Regions from separate parts of the Homo sapiens genome. Here region 1 is linked to region 2. Evidence: chromatin contacts called from ENCODE Hi-C or POLR2A ChIA-PET data. All regions are on one chromosome and are shown on one strand. Each heading gives the region's core, a stretch centred on a gene start or an enhancer-like site at or near the end of the contact. The rest is flanking DNA. Distances are from core to core; before and after follow the strand shown. Region 1 has its middle 17 kb from the start of CWH43. Region 2 holds the start of SLAIN2 (SLAIN motif family member 2).

Region 1 (7,032 bases), core at 2,066-4,565, 630 kb after region 2:
GCCTCATTATACCTGCCTCAGTTTTTAGAAGTACTGATAGAACAGACTCTTTAAGTCTGGTAAGAAACATTTACAATCTATTCTCTGAAGCTTGCTACCTGGAGGCTTCCCCTACATGATAAAACCGTGGTCTCCACAACCCCTTATCTTAACCCAGACATTCCTTTCTATCGATTCCAAGTCTTTAGACAGTAACTTAACAAATCTTTCGGCAAATTGCTAATGAGAAAATGTTTGAACCTACCTGTGATGTGGAAGCCCCTCTGCTTCTAGTTGCCCTGCCTTTCCTGAACAAACCAACGTATATCTTACTTGTATTGATTGATGTCATTTGCCTCCCTAAAATGTATCAAGCCAAATTGTAGCCTGATCACCTTGAGCACATGTTCTCAGGAGCTGCTGAGGGGTGTGTCACAGGTCACTCACATTTGGCTCAGTATAAATCTCTTCAAATATTTTACAGAGTTTGACATTTTTCATCAACAAACTCTATGAACTTAATATGCATGTAGAATACACACTAGGCTGTTTCCAAGAAGACAGCACATCAAGCCTCTTTAAAATTTAAAAATGAACTTGCAGTAATTACTTGTAATTAGTGTAATTATCTTTTATAAGTGTGCTACTAGGTTGGAATATTTTGGTTTTAGTAAATAGACTAAATGTTTGAACTAGTCACTATGTCATGCATATTATTAATTGGCCTAAAACCTCACATACGTCTATTATACTATGCAATTTTCATATAGTCCTATTTGTGGTGATTACCACAGATTCAGTATTGTCAAATTAATATATGTATAGGTATACATATACAGTACTTGGCAAAAGCATCCTTTGAATCAGTAGACTTTCTTTTCTGTTGTTGAAAATTTGGCACCTTCTAGGAAATGTGTGTTTTTAAAAATAAATAAAAGATAAAAGTCTTTTGCTATAATCTACTTTGTATTTCAAAGTTTTATTGTTTCTTGGGGAAGATTGACGCTATTGTCACCATAGTATTGCAACCAGCCAGTTTCTAAGTTTTCAGATCTGTGAAAGCAGGTGTTGGGCCCCATTCTTTCTTTCCCCAAAGGCCCTTATACAAATTGACACCATCCCTCCCCAGTGACCTGCTTTGCATTCCAGAGATCTCCAAGATGAACAGGGATTCTTTTGTACACCCTTTATCATCCTCCAATGCCTCCTGGACAATACACTTCAAAACCAAGAGGGGCTGATCAAATGATTCTTCCTGGGACAAGAAGATGTGCTGCAGCTTCCATCTGCAGAGAGGAGACCAGCTGGAATAACTGAACACCTTCTCTGAATAGGTCCCTTGTTTGAAGTTGGCCTTAGTAAGTTCCCCATTACATAGACAACCAAGCAGATGCATGGCTAGTGATGCCACATATTGGGGGAAACTCTTAGACCCTAAGGACACTTACTAGGGTAACACTTATGGCCTATCCTTACCAACTGGCTTAAGTCTCCCTCAGGAGGTACTGGTGGTTTGGGAATAAGTTGCTGGCCTGCTTCATTCAGGCTTTTCCCCTCCCTTTCTGTTTTTGGGATTGGCCTGCCCCAGAGCACACACTCTGTTCTGCAGTTGGTTATGAAATACAGGCTCTGCATCTGTGGGTGAGACCTGTGCTTTTTCTAGGGCTGCCTGTGGCTGTGTGGGTGAGTCTGCCTAATTCTTGGGTTCAGTTATCAGGACACCCATTGTTGTTGCATACCTAAGCCACATGCTCCCTTTCAGCTTTTATGAGCAGTCAAGCTGCTGATTTTTACATCTTTATCTGCTTGATTCCTTTATACCTTTCAGTTGGTTCAGAGATTGAGTGGGGAAGAAGGCTGTTATGTATATTGACTCTCTCAAACCTCCACACTATGTGCTAGCCACAGGAAACTAAATTAGTCAAGACATAGTTCCTTTGCAAGGTGAATGGACAATCTGGCAACTATGAAGACCCCAAAATGACAAACTTGCAAGGATAGCGCACACCCAAAATTGGGCAGTCACAATTCTCTACCCCTTTATTCACCCAGCACAAGTTACTCCACCCTCTGGATGAGCCATCACACAGGACTACTTGTGGACTTAACTATGTATATTGAAGCTAATGTTGAGAGTGGTATTGCAACATTTTTTTTTTTCTGTATGTGTGTTGGAATGGGAGAGACTAGACAGGGAGGTGAGGGAAAGGGAGGAGCAAGCAGGCTGGAAACTCTTCAAGGCAGACTCTGGTGCTAACTGGTTGTAACCTGCCAGGGCTCAGTGGGGTGCATTATCTCATCAGCCTGGTCCTGCTCATTTAATTCAGCAAACTCCATTTGAGCATGTGCTAAATGGCAGGTGCATTTCACATTCTTTGCCCTTGGTTTCAAGGTCCCTTCATTAGGCTGTGCTGGCATGCTTGGTCAAACTTCTGATTTAGACCAACTGATTAATCCTTGAACCCCAAATACAACTTTTCTTTGCTTTACTTTGTTCCTTTTCTCGGTGTCACTCTGTTCAGCTGGAATGGGCTTCTCCCAATCCCTGCCGTTTGTGATCCTCTCCATCCGTCCAAGCCATCTGCCTTGACTGCCTGAGTGGATGTGAGCTTTTACTTTACAGGGACCCTTCTTCTGCTATTCTTGAATCTGTTTCTTTAATGAGTAACCAGATGAATTTCATTTTCTTCTCCAGATTCTCTCTGGTGGGGCCCCTGAATTGGTTTTTCATAGTTCTGTCCCATCAGGCGTCTGATATAAAATGACCTCACAGACACAGAAGCAATCTCATACTTCTCAAAAGACACATATGGGTATCTATTTGATTTATAGTTTTAGATATCCTGTTTCAGCTCAGATTATACACTTTTGGAGGGATGTATGTTTTGCATCTTTTAAGATACTTAACAACTGATATTTAATTAATAGCAACAGAGAATGCACAAGTTTCACCCCAAATTCTGTAAGACACATATCAGAGAAGTCTACTATGAACTCAAAATGCTTTATCCTAAAACTTCATATGCATTTTGCATTCTTCTCTGTAGTATATCCATGCTTGTTTTAATATAAAAATGTTATGAATTGCTTACCCTGAATAAACCTAATGCTCCAAGCAGATCTGCAATGTTGAATTGCTGAGTCTATACCATTTGATACACTGCCACCTACCCCTGTCGTGTATTTCAGTTTCAGAAGCATGGGTAGTAGATGCTCAAGAAATGTTTATTGAATGAAGAAACGAATGAGAAATTTGATAATACTAATGGAATTCTTGTATTTAGGTAACTCCTTCTAGAAATTTATACATTGAGTCACAGTTTTCCAAGGGAGCTAACTCACAGCATGATGTAAGTTGCATTTGATCTGTGGTTTCTTTCAAGTCAGACCAGTTAGTGCACTGACGCAATCATTCTTTAATTGGCTTCACTTTGCTGGTGGGAAAATGGAGGCTCAGGAAGGTAAATGAGCATCACAATATGCCATTCATAACTAGACCATCGCAGCTCTGCTTCTGGGGCCCCCAGGTGACTCTCTCCTTCATGCCCTCAGATCCTCAGATCATGCCCCCAACCCCTTCCAAAGGCAGCTCTTATCCTGCTGGACTGTGATCACCTGAGCTGACTCCACTTCTGGGCCATGAGCTCCTCCTGGCTGGGACTATGTCTTGCTCATCTCTATGCACTCAGGGATGATGATGGCCCCTCACCCACAGAGGGCTCACAGTTAATGTTCAGAGGATGACTACGTAAAAATGTATATATCCAAGAAACTGCTGAATGATCCATACATTTTTTTTTAAATATAGATTTTTGATTTCCTAGACATGCCTTCTAAGTAAACCTTAAAAAGAATCTGCTAGGATGGTGCTCTTGATGATAAGTCTAAGTGAAAGAAAACCTAATGTTCATGTTAGGATATGAACTCAATGTTTCTTAAAACTTTTTTATTTTATTTTTACTACATTGAAAATGTTTGTTCAGGCAGACCTTTTTACTTTGGGGGCACCAAAGTGATTGATGCCCTTTAATCTCATTGAGAAACCCTCTTGGCCCTGGCCACAGGGATAAATTTGGTTGGCACTTCTGGCTCTGCTGCTACAGGCACATGGCTTGTCTGGTCCTCTGTGGGGATATTAATTGCCATCACTGCTCCTTTTTTAGGAGCCTGTGTTATATCTGCTGCAGGACAAATGGCTTTTCATATATCCACAGAGTTGTATATTCATCATCACTTTTGGAACATTTTCATCATCCTCCAAAGAAACTCCATACCCTTTTGTCATCACTCTCTAACCTCCCCTACCCTCCCATCCTCTGCCCTCATCACCCCCTGCAACACATACATGCATGGGAAACTAGCCATGTGCACAATGAGAAAGCTCTGTTGCAAATACAATAAGTGACTTTGAATATGAATGTCAGGATTATTATTATTATTTTAATTTATTTAATTTATTTATTTTTTTTAGAGATAAGGTCTCACTATGTTATCCAGGCTGGTCCTGAACTCCTGGGCTCAGGCAGTACTCCAACCTAGGCCTCCCAAAGTGCTGGGATTACAGGTTTGAGCTACCACACCTGGCTGCAAGGATTACTTTGTTTTCAAGTGACTAAAACCCAGACTAAACAGTCTTGGACAAAAGGGAGAATTTTCTGACTGTAATGGTAATTTTATATGTCAACTGGGCCTTGGGGTGCCCAGATATTTGGTTACATATTATTTCTGGGTTTGTGTGTGAGAGTGATTTTGGGTGAGACTAACATCTGAATCAGTAGACTGAGTAAAGCAGATTGCCCTCCCAAATGTGAGTTATCCTCTTCCAACCAGTTGAAGGCCTGAATAGAACAAAAAGGCTGGCCCTCCCCCAGATAAAAAAAGGAACTCTTCCTGCCTGACCACTTTGAGCTGGCAGTCAGTCTTTTTCTGTCTTCTGACTCAAACCAAAACATCTGGTCGTCTTGGGTCTTGAGCCTCCTGGCTCTTGGACTGGACTTACACCATTGGCTCTTCTGGATCTCCAGCTTAGCAACTGCAGATCTTGGGGCTTCTCAGCTTCCATAATCATATGAGCCAATTTCACATAATAAATCTCTCTCTCCACCCCCCTCTCCCACCACACAGACACTCACATACTCACAGACACATTCTATTGGTTCTACTGGTCTGGAGAACGCTGACTCATACATTGACTAATAGGATCCATGGAACTATTGAACAACCAAACCATTGAAAGAGCACAGATGCAGCTGGATCGTAAAACAGAATGAGGGGCTCAAATGCTGCCGAGAGTCTTCTTCCTCCCTGCTTTTCCTTTATTTTTTATTTTTGTTTTTCTGAGATGGGGTATCACTCTCTCACTCAGGTTGGAGTGCAGTGGTGCAGTCTCAACTCACTGTAACCTCAGCCTCCCAGGCTCAAGCAATCCTCCCACCTCAGCCTCCTGAGTGGCTGGGACCACAGGTGCATACCATTACTCCTGGCTAATTTGTTGTATTTTTGGTAGAGACGGCTGGTCTTGAATTCCTGGGATCAGGTGATCCACCTGCCTTGGTCTTCAAAGTACTGAGATTACAGGAATAAGCCACCATGCCTGGTCCTTTATTTTTAATTGACAAGTAAAAATTGTGTATAGTTTTGGTGGTGCACACGTGATAGTTTTTTCTCTTCTTCTTCTTTTTTTTTTTTTTTGAGACAGAGTCTCGCTGTGTTGTCCAGGCTGAAGTGCAGCAGTATGATCTCGCTCACTGCAACATCCACCTCCTGGGTTGAAGCAATTCTCCTGCCTCAGCTTTCTGAATAGCTGGGATTACAGGTGCAAGCCACCATGCCCAGATAATTTTTGTATTTTTAGTAGAGATGAGATTTCAGCATGTTGGCCAGGCTGGTCTTGAACTGCTGACCTCAAGTGATCTGCCCGCCATGGCCTCCCAAAGTGTTGGGATGACAGGTGTGAGCCACCATGCCAGGCCGATATTTTGATATATGTATACATTTTGGAATAACTAAATCAATCTAATCCAAGGAACTTCTTTCTTCTCTGCCCTTTTATTAATGTAGAATTCATTTTCTTCTGATACAAGCCACCTTACTCTGCAAGGTGGGAAACACAAAACACCTCCCCTGCTTTACATTACATGACCTCCTCACCAAAAAAGATAAAAACAGTTCTGAAGCCTAAAGCTGCCAATATTGGCCAGGTGTGGTGACTTATGGCTGTAATCCCCACACTTTGGGAGGCTGAGGTGGGAGGGTCACTTGACCCCAGGAATTCAAGGTTACAGTGAGGTATGATTACACCACCGCTTGGGCAACATAGCAAGGCCCTGATATGGTTTGGCTCTGTGGCCCCACTCAAATCTCATCTTGAATGGTAATCCCCATGTGTCAAGGGAGGAACCTGGTGGGAGGTGATTGGATCATGTGGGTGGTTCCCCCATGTTGTTTTCATGATAGTGAGTGGGTTCTCATGAGATCTGATGGTTTAAAAGTGTGGCGCTTCCCCCTGCTCCTCCTGCCGCCATGTAAGAGGTGCCTTGCTTCTCCTTCACCTTCCATCATGATTGTAAGTTTCCTGAAGACTCCCAGCCATGCAGAATGGAACTGAGAGTCAATTAAACCTCCTTTCTTTAGAAATTACCCAGTCTCAGGTAGCATCTTTATAGCAGTGTGAAAACAGGCTAATACAAACCCCATCTCTACACAAAATTTTAAAAAATTAATTGGATGTGGTGGTGCATACCTGTAGTTCTAGCTACTTGGGAGGCTGAGGTGGGAGCATCACTTGAGCCTGAGCCCAGGAGTTCAAGGCTGCAGCGGGCTATAGATTTTGCCACTGTACTCCAGCCTCAGTGACAAAGGGAAATCCTGTCTCTAAATAAATAAATAAATAAATTACCAATATGGACAAAGTTCCCCAGGAAGACAATCAGGCCAACCTTCAAAAATCATTAATGATTTGTGGAGTGAAGTTTCTTCTGGGGAAGTATGGTAATATTGTGCTTCAAACTTCATATAGCCTACAAAACAGAAGTAATGGTTAGTGGCACCCAA
Region 2 (6,526 bases), core at 939-3,438:
TAGATATATTCAATATTTATTGAATGAAAAAGGTAAGACATTGAGTAAGGCAATAGAATTTAAAAATCCAAGTATATCTATCCACTATGAACTTCTCTATATATCTAAGTATATTCACTCTCATGTTTTGCAACCATGAGGCCTCACCAGAATCCTTTACTTTTTCATCCTGGAAGAGATACTGGAGATCCTCCAACTCACGCATTCTAAAGTAAACTAAGGACCAGAGATTAGAGAGCAGCGATCAAGGTCAAGTGCATTTATGCTACAGCTAGAACCCGACATCAGGCTTTCTGATTCTTAATTCATTGTTCCACACTACAACAGCTTTTCCTGCCCCACAAACATTAGTGCTAACTTCATAATGTCCGGTGAACTGTTCTTTTCAAGGAGTATATTTGAAGGGTTCGCCTTATAGAAACTGACTAGTTGGAATCTATTTTACAAAGCATTGAATGCAAGTGAAAACTGCTACACGTGAAGTAGTCATGATTTTTAACCCTCCGGCAACAAGTTCAGACTGGTCAGAAAGAGCAATGATATTTAGATGAGCATTACACAGATAATATATATTACTTGACAATTATGTTAGCAAACAATCACATCCTTTGACTAGGTCTGTATAGCTAGAAAAATACTCGACTTATAGTTAGCCAGCAAACTTTTAACACAAATACGTTTTTTGCTACGAATAAATAGCTACGTGGTTTTAAGTAGAACTTATAGTCTACTTAACTTTCAACAAACCAAGTATTGAGTGTCCACTGTGTCAGTGTACTAGACATGGGAAGCAAAAATGAAGTGTCCTTAAATCAAGTAAACAGACAAAAACAAACGAAAAATAATTCTTAGAGAAAAAAGCAATTTAAAAAAAAGTGCAAACACCTATTGAGAACTATTGATCACGTAGTGCTAGAATATGCAGAATAATTAGATCTTTGTGGAATTGTTGGGAAGAGGTTTCCTGAATGAGAGAGTATGGGATTTAAGAAAAGAATCAGATATGGCAGGCGGAGAATATGGCACTAGAAAAGCTAAAGGGTAGAAGCAAGTCAGTCATGGCATGAGTCCACACTCAGGTGTAACAGGACTGGATCATTGTTATTAAACTAAGGGTGGAGGCGGCAACTGAAGAAAAGCTGCAAACACAAGCCAAAGCCGTTCACAATTGACCTCTGAAGACCAACGACTGTGATAATGTGATCAAAACAAAGCATTTAAGTTTTGTTTAGGTTTCCTGCCGCATTCTAAAGGCAGACTTCACATTCTTACAATTTTCTTCATTCTTCAGTATCTGTCAGCGTGTTTAACTACTTTTAACATACAACTTTTAAAAAAGTCAAGACACACTACGAGGAACTTTTTCCGAAGGAAGTGATCCAAAGAACAGAGTGTGAGTCAATAAACGGAGAAAGGGAGTAGAGAAGCGGTTTACTATCCCCCGCTTCCGCCCCAGTGTGCTGTAAACTTTAAGTCGGGAAAACTATGTTTTAACCGATGAGATAATGCCTTTAAAAGTGCTTAGCACACTGTCTGGCCAGTAGGAAGCACTCAAGAAATTATGATTATTTTGACCTTAGACCTCTCTTAACTGTCTGAAACTGGGGTTTCTTATTTTCAGGGGAAGAAACAGGACACAGGCAGTCTAGAGGCTCCTGCCAGCCGAGACAATCTCCAATTAAAAGTCGGCATCGATTAAATATTTGCTGAACAAAGTAAACTGTCTCTCCACCGCCGGGCTGAGCGCCCACTCGAGATCCGGCCCGGAACAAGGGCGAGACTGGCCCGCGGGTCCCACACTCCCTGTAAGGGGTGGAGAACACGCCCACACGCCCAGACCAACAGGCGAGGCTGTTCGAGGACCTTGTTAGCCACCTCAGCCCCGCCCGCCGCGAGCCTTCTGCTGGCCTCCCGTTCTGCAGGGACCCTCCCTAGCCAGCCCGGCCGCGTCCCACATCCGCCGACACGCCCCTTCCGGCCTAATCCCCGCCCCTCAAGCACCGGCCCCGCCCCATAGGCCCCGTCCGTGGCCCCGCCCCGCCGCGAGCTGGCGCCGGGTCCTCTCAGCGCCCGCCGGCGGCCGCGTCCACCCCCGACGCTCTGAGGTCACCGACTGGGCCGGCCCGCGGGGGGCGGAGGGACGGAGGGAAGATGGCGGCAGGGGCCGGATATTGGCGCCGCCTCCCCCAATCCCGGAGCCGGCGCAGATGAGGCAGTTCGGCTGGGGCCAGCGGCGCTTTGGAACCCGAGGTGGGGGGACCCTGGCGGTGGGGCCTGGTCCTGCTATATGCCGGCGCCTCGGCTAGAGTGAGCGGCGGCGACGCCTCTTTCCTCCGTCTCTTTCCCTGTCGCTGCGAGAGCGAGCGGGCGGCGGAGGCGGCGGCGGCGGCGGGGCCGGGATGGAGGACGTTAACTCCAACGTGAACGCGGACCAGGAGGTGCGGAAGCTGCAGGAGCTGGTGAAGAAGCTGGAGAAGCAGAACGAACAGCTGAGGAGCCGCTCGGGGGCCGTGCAGGGCGCCGGCTCCCTTGGGCCCGGCAGCCCGGTTCGGGCCGGCGCGTCCATTCCCTCCTCCGGCGCGGCGTCTCCTCGGGGCTTCCCCTTGGGCCTCAGCGCCAAGTCGGGCGGCGGGCCCGGGTCGGGCCCGAGGCGGACGAGTAGCGAAGAGCTGCGGGACGCCACCTCCTTGCTAGCGGCGGGCGAGGGCGGCTTGCTGGACGAGGTGGAGCCGCTGCGGCCCGACGAGCTGGAGCGCCTGTCAGGCTGGGAGGAGGAGGAGGAGAGCTGGTGAGCGCGAGGCGCCGGGCAGGAGCTGGGCGGGGACGGGCCCGGGGGCGGAGAGCGTCCTCTGAGGGTCCCTCTGGTCGGGCGCCTCGCTTTGTGTAGCCGGGTCCGCTCTCCTGTGGCGACTTGTGGTTTTCTTGCTTTGGCAGAGGGAACGTCAGCTGGAGTTGGGGGTTCGAGGCGTGCGCAAGTAACAGGGTTGTAGCTCGTTGTCCTTTGGATTGTGGACCTTCTGAGTGCTGGACCCTATTGGGGTCTGTGGGTTGGGGCAGCTTGAGAAGGGCTGTTCGCCTGGGGAGGAGTCGGAGGTGGGAAACTGCTTTGTAGGCAGGGATCCTGCTTTGTGTAAGATACTGGCTTTCGGATGGTGGCCCTGGGCATTCTGGATGTAGGAGAGGGGTCTGCTTGATGAGGTATCACCAGGTGTGGGGGTCAGGGGCAGACCAGAGTCGTCTACGTCTATGCAGCGGTTGGTGTTTGGGACCCATTTCTGGCGGGGATGGGGAGACCGTATGAATCAGCACTCCCCTTTGGGTAGTGGGGTAAACCTTGCTTTGTGTGAAGAGAGGGCAGAGGATGGTGCTGCTTTTTTTTTTTTTTTTTTTTTTTTGTTACTCTGTGTGAAGAGTCAAGGGTGGAACGAGCCCTGGCTCTTATTTTCTAAAACAAGAATTGAGTCTGGCGTTTTGCAGAGCTCTGAATTGACAGTTATCACATCCATCTTTCATTTCCACGTCCTTCTAGGGGCAGAGAAAAAGAGTCCTATTTAAAAATTTAAACCAAAGCTATATTGTCATAAGCCACTTCTTGATGAAATTGTGGCCCCCCCACCTTAATATCACTTTCATAAATAGGACATGGGAGGCTTTTCCTCTCGTTTTATTATAAAGATGTGTGTGGGCAATTATTTGTCTTAATTCATTTTTCTTAAAGTTTTAACTTTTAGCTAAAATGTCTCTGCTCTATTGAAATTAAAACTTCTAACAGTGAAATCGAAATCATTCATAGACTCTGGTATTGCAGGGCTGGAACTTTGCAGTGTTCTGAGGTAGTTAAGAGCTTTCCTGGGTTCGCCCCTGGTTTTGCCACTTACTAGCAGTATGACCTTGAGCAAGTTACTCTGAGGCTCACTTTCTTCTTGTATTTGATGGAGAAAATAATAGCACTTACCTCTATAGAGTTATGAAAATTTAGTAAGATAATTATGTATGCATTTAGCGCTGGATCTGGCACATAGTAAACTGTCTAAAACAAGCTGCTATTTGTTACTCTTAAGCCTAGTTACTTAAATCAAGAAACAGTTCTTATATGATGTTGTAGGAGATTCTGGTGATTCTTAAGTGTTGATCCCTGTTCATAAGGCAGTTATAGTCTTGTTGAGAACTAAGTTTTGTGCAGTTAAATAAACTAGAAAGTGTACAGTGAATTACCCAAAGAGTGATAGAACAAAGAGTACTGACAGTGCTCAGTAACTGGGAAAAAAATAGTAGTCCAAAGTAGTTGGGCCAGACTTTGAGGAGGAGGTGGCTTGGAGTCTGAAAGTGAGGAAAGAGCGGGAAGGGCATTTTATGCTCTTGACAGCTACAAGAGCAGAGTCAGAGGTATTTGTAACTCTCAGGAAGATTTGAGTAACAGAATTACTCTTGAGTATATGATGACATACCTTTATTACCAAGTGATATCAAATATTAGAGCTGACTGTGGTAGTGACAGTTTTTGATATAAATGTGAAATTGCATTCTCCCAAAGGAATCTTGGGTATGTATGCACTTTAAAAGAACCCAGAATCTTGTAAATATTGTCACATGGCTCTTGCAAGTGATGATAATAAAATGATGCTCATAATAATGAGGATTAGCTGCACCCATCAGCCCATTTTAGATTATGTATTATTAGAACACATTGAGTCCACTTGGGGAAGCCGATTAAGTCTTTGGCTGCTTTGGTTCCTGAGCATGAGTTTGTTAAGGTAAAGCAAGTCTTCCTTAAATACTGTTCCAGGAGTTTCTTTTGACCAGATGATTCCTGCTTACTGCTTTGATCCTGGCTTCATATCTTGATATTATAGGTGTCCTATACTTTTTCTGAGATTTGTGTGAACTGAAAGTTGAATATAAATCATATTTAAAATGCGTTGGGGTATGTGATTAGGGTAAAAGTTGTAGGGGATGGATGTCAGTGGCAGGAAGATTCAAAGTCAATATTTTTTCCTTTCTTAGCAAGCTAAGAATCTACCTTTTGTAACTTCTAGCTATTGCACCTTCCTTTTCATCTAGAGGAATGTTTCCTCCCGAGTGTATGTGCCGCAAAGTGCTAGTTCTGAAGATGTCAATAAGTGTTATGTAGAAAAAAAGTGGGTGGGTTCTGGGATGGAATAAATGTGGGAAAAACTGGGTTCAACAAAAATAAACAGTTTTCTTTAATGCTGGGCTCCTGGAGATGCTAATGTGTTTTGAACATAGTAAATCTCTAGGGAGTATGGTTTGGTCCTAAACTTAATTGAGCTCCCAAGGAACTAGTATCTTTTTTAGAAAACAGTGCTCTACAGCAGTCACTTTCATACTCTTCTTTTTTTTTTTGGACCCAGCTTCATGATAAGAAATACATTTTAACTCATAATCAGGAATTCACATGTATCTGAATAACTGAAGCAAAAGTTTCACAAAATGTTGATTACTTTTACTACAAGTGGTATGCTTGGATATTTTCCGCTCTATTCTGTTTCATTAAAAAAAAATGCTGGTTACTCCCCAGCTAAGCTGATTTTGTGACCCATTAAAGAGTTGCAATTCTCACTTGAAAAACACTGTTTCTAGAATAACTCAGAAAAGTTTAGGGATGAGAACTAACTTCGTTGTGCATCACAGTGTGTCAGTCTGTGCCAGGCAGCTTATAAATATTTTTTGCCTCTAATTTTATACATTTATGAGATAGGTATCATTTTCTAGGTAAGAAAACTAATCTCTCTCCAAGCATCAAATAATGCGCACTGAATGATGGCACCAGGATTTGAATCCAGGTCTTTATACATCATAGACTATGCTGTTCCCACAGTATTTTGCTTTTTCCAAGTATAATGTCCTTTTCACATGAATGGCCTCTTCACATAGTTGAAGACTACTGTGGTGTCACTGCTGACCCTTTCTCCCTGCCACACACTGTGAGCATTCCCTTCTCTTCTTCAGAGTAAATAATCCCAGTTTGTTTTATCATTCCTTAGATAATGTAATTCTCTGATCCTTCGACCATGGTTATTTTTTTCTTAATTAACTCTAAGTTGCTCATTGTCATTATACATGGTTCCCAGAGTTGTACCCAGCATTTTAGATGATATTTGGTCAGATGGAGAGTGTGGTGGGTGTGAATCAAATGCTGTTTTTTTTTTAACCAAATACTTCATTGACAGTTTTAACTTCTATTATGCTTAATATGAGCCTGAAGTATCAACTTCTCTCCCATATATTTTATACATAAGATGTTAAACTGTGTCTTCCTAACCTAGTTTTTGTGTAACGGATTTTTTTTTTAGCTTAAATATAAAGCTTTTATTTTATTTTTTTTTAGGCGTGCTCAGATTAAATATAAGGCTTTTAAATTTCCTTTTGTTAGTTTTTATTTACACATTTAATATTATGTTTCTGAGTTATTTGGTCATCTTTGTATTTGGTAGGCATATCTACTACGTCTTCATTCAAATTGTTGATAAAAATATTAAATTGACATAATAAATTACTCTGAAGT

Evidence for each region. A loop is a pair of places that touch in the nucleus more often than their neighbours do. ChIA-PET counts read pairs that join two places held with the same protein, here RNA polymerase II (POLR2A). Pooled maps may share reads with other maps.
Region 1: a map of mammary epithelial cell shows a loop between it and region 2 (3-fold over the local background). The contact joins the enhancer-like site here to the promoter of SLAIN2 in region 2. A Hi-C loop is called at or near these places in 3 of 168 maps with a recorded cell type or tissue (dorsolateral prefrontal cortex, mammary epithelial cell and posterior cingulate gyrus), 4 of 37 single-sample maps with no recorded cell type and 13 of 50 pooled maps. POLR2A ChIA-PET finds 5 or more read pairs at or near these places in 1 of 52 experiments (BJ).

The regions. Positions count from the first base shown.
Region 1 is chr4:48,965,661-48,972,692 of GRCh38, forward strand. No RefSeq gene overlaps it. Among named protein-coding and RNA genes, the nearest start is that of CWH43, 17 kb to the right of the region's middle. Within about 2 kb of position 3,316, at least 3 of the 41 ENCODE cell types and tissues checked have a DNase peak (open chromatin) inside an H3K27ac peak, as active enhancers do; they include mammary epithelial cell, where a contact is called at or near this core.
Region 2 is chr4:48,339,341-48,345,866 of GRCh38, forward strand. SLAIN2 (SLAIN motif family member 2) reads left to right here and starts at 2,189. Exons shown (of 8, transcript NM_020846.2): 1 at 2,189-2,788. The coding sequence starts at 2,400. RefSeq lists enhancers at 1,610-1,729, 2,136-3,049 and silencers at 1,880-2,219, 2,360-2,669.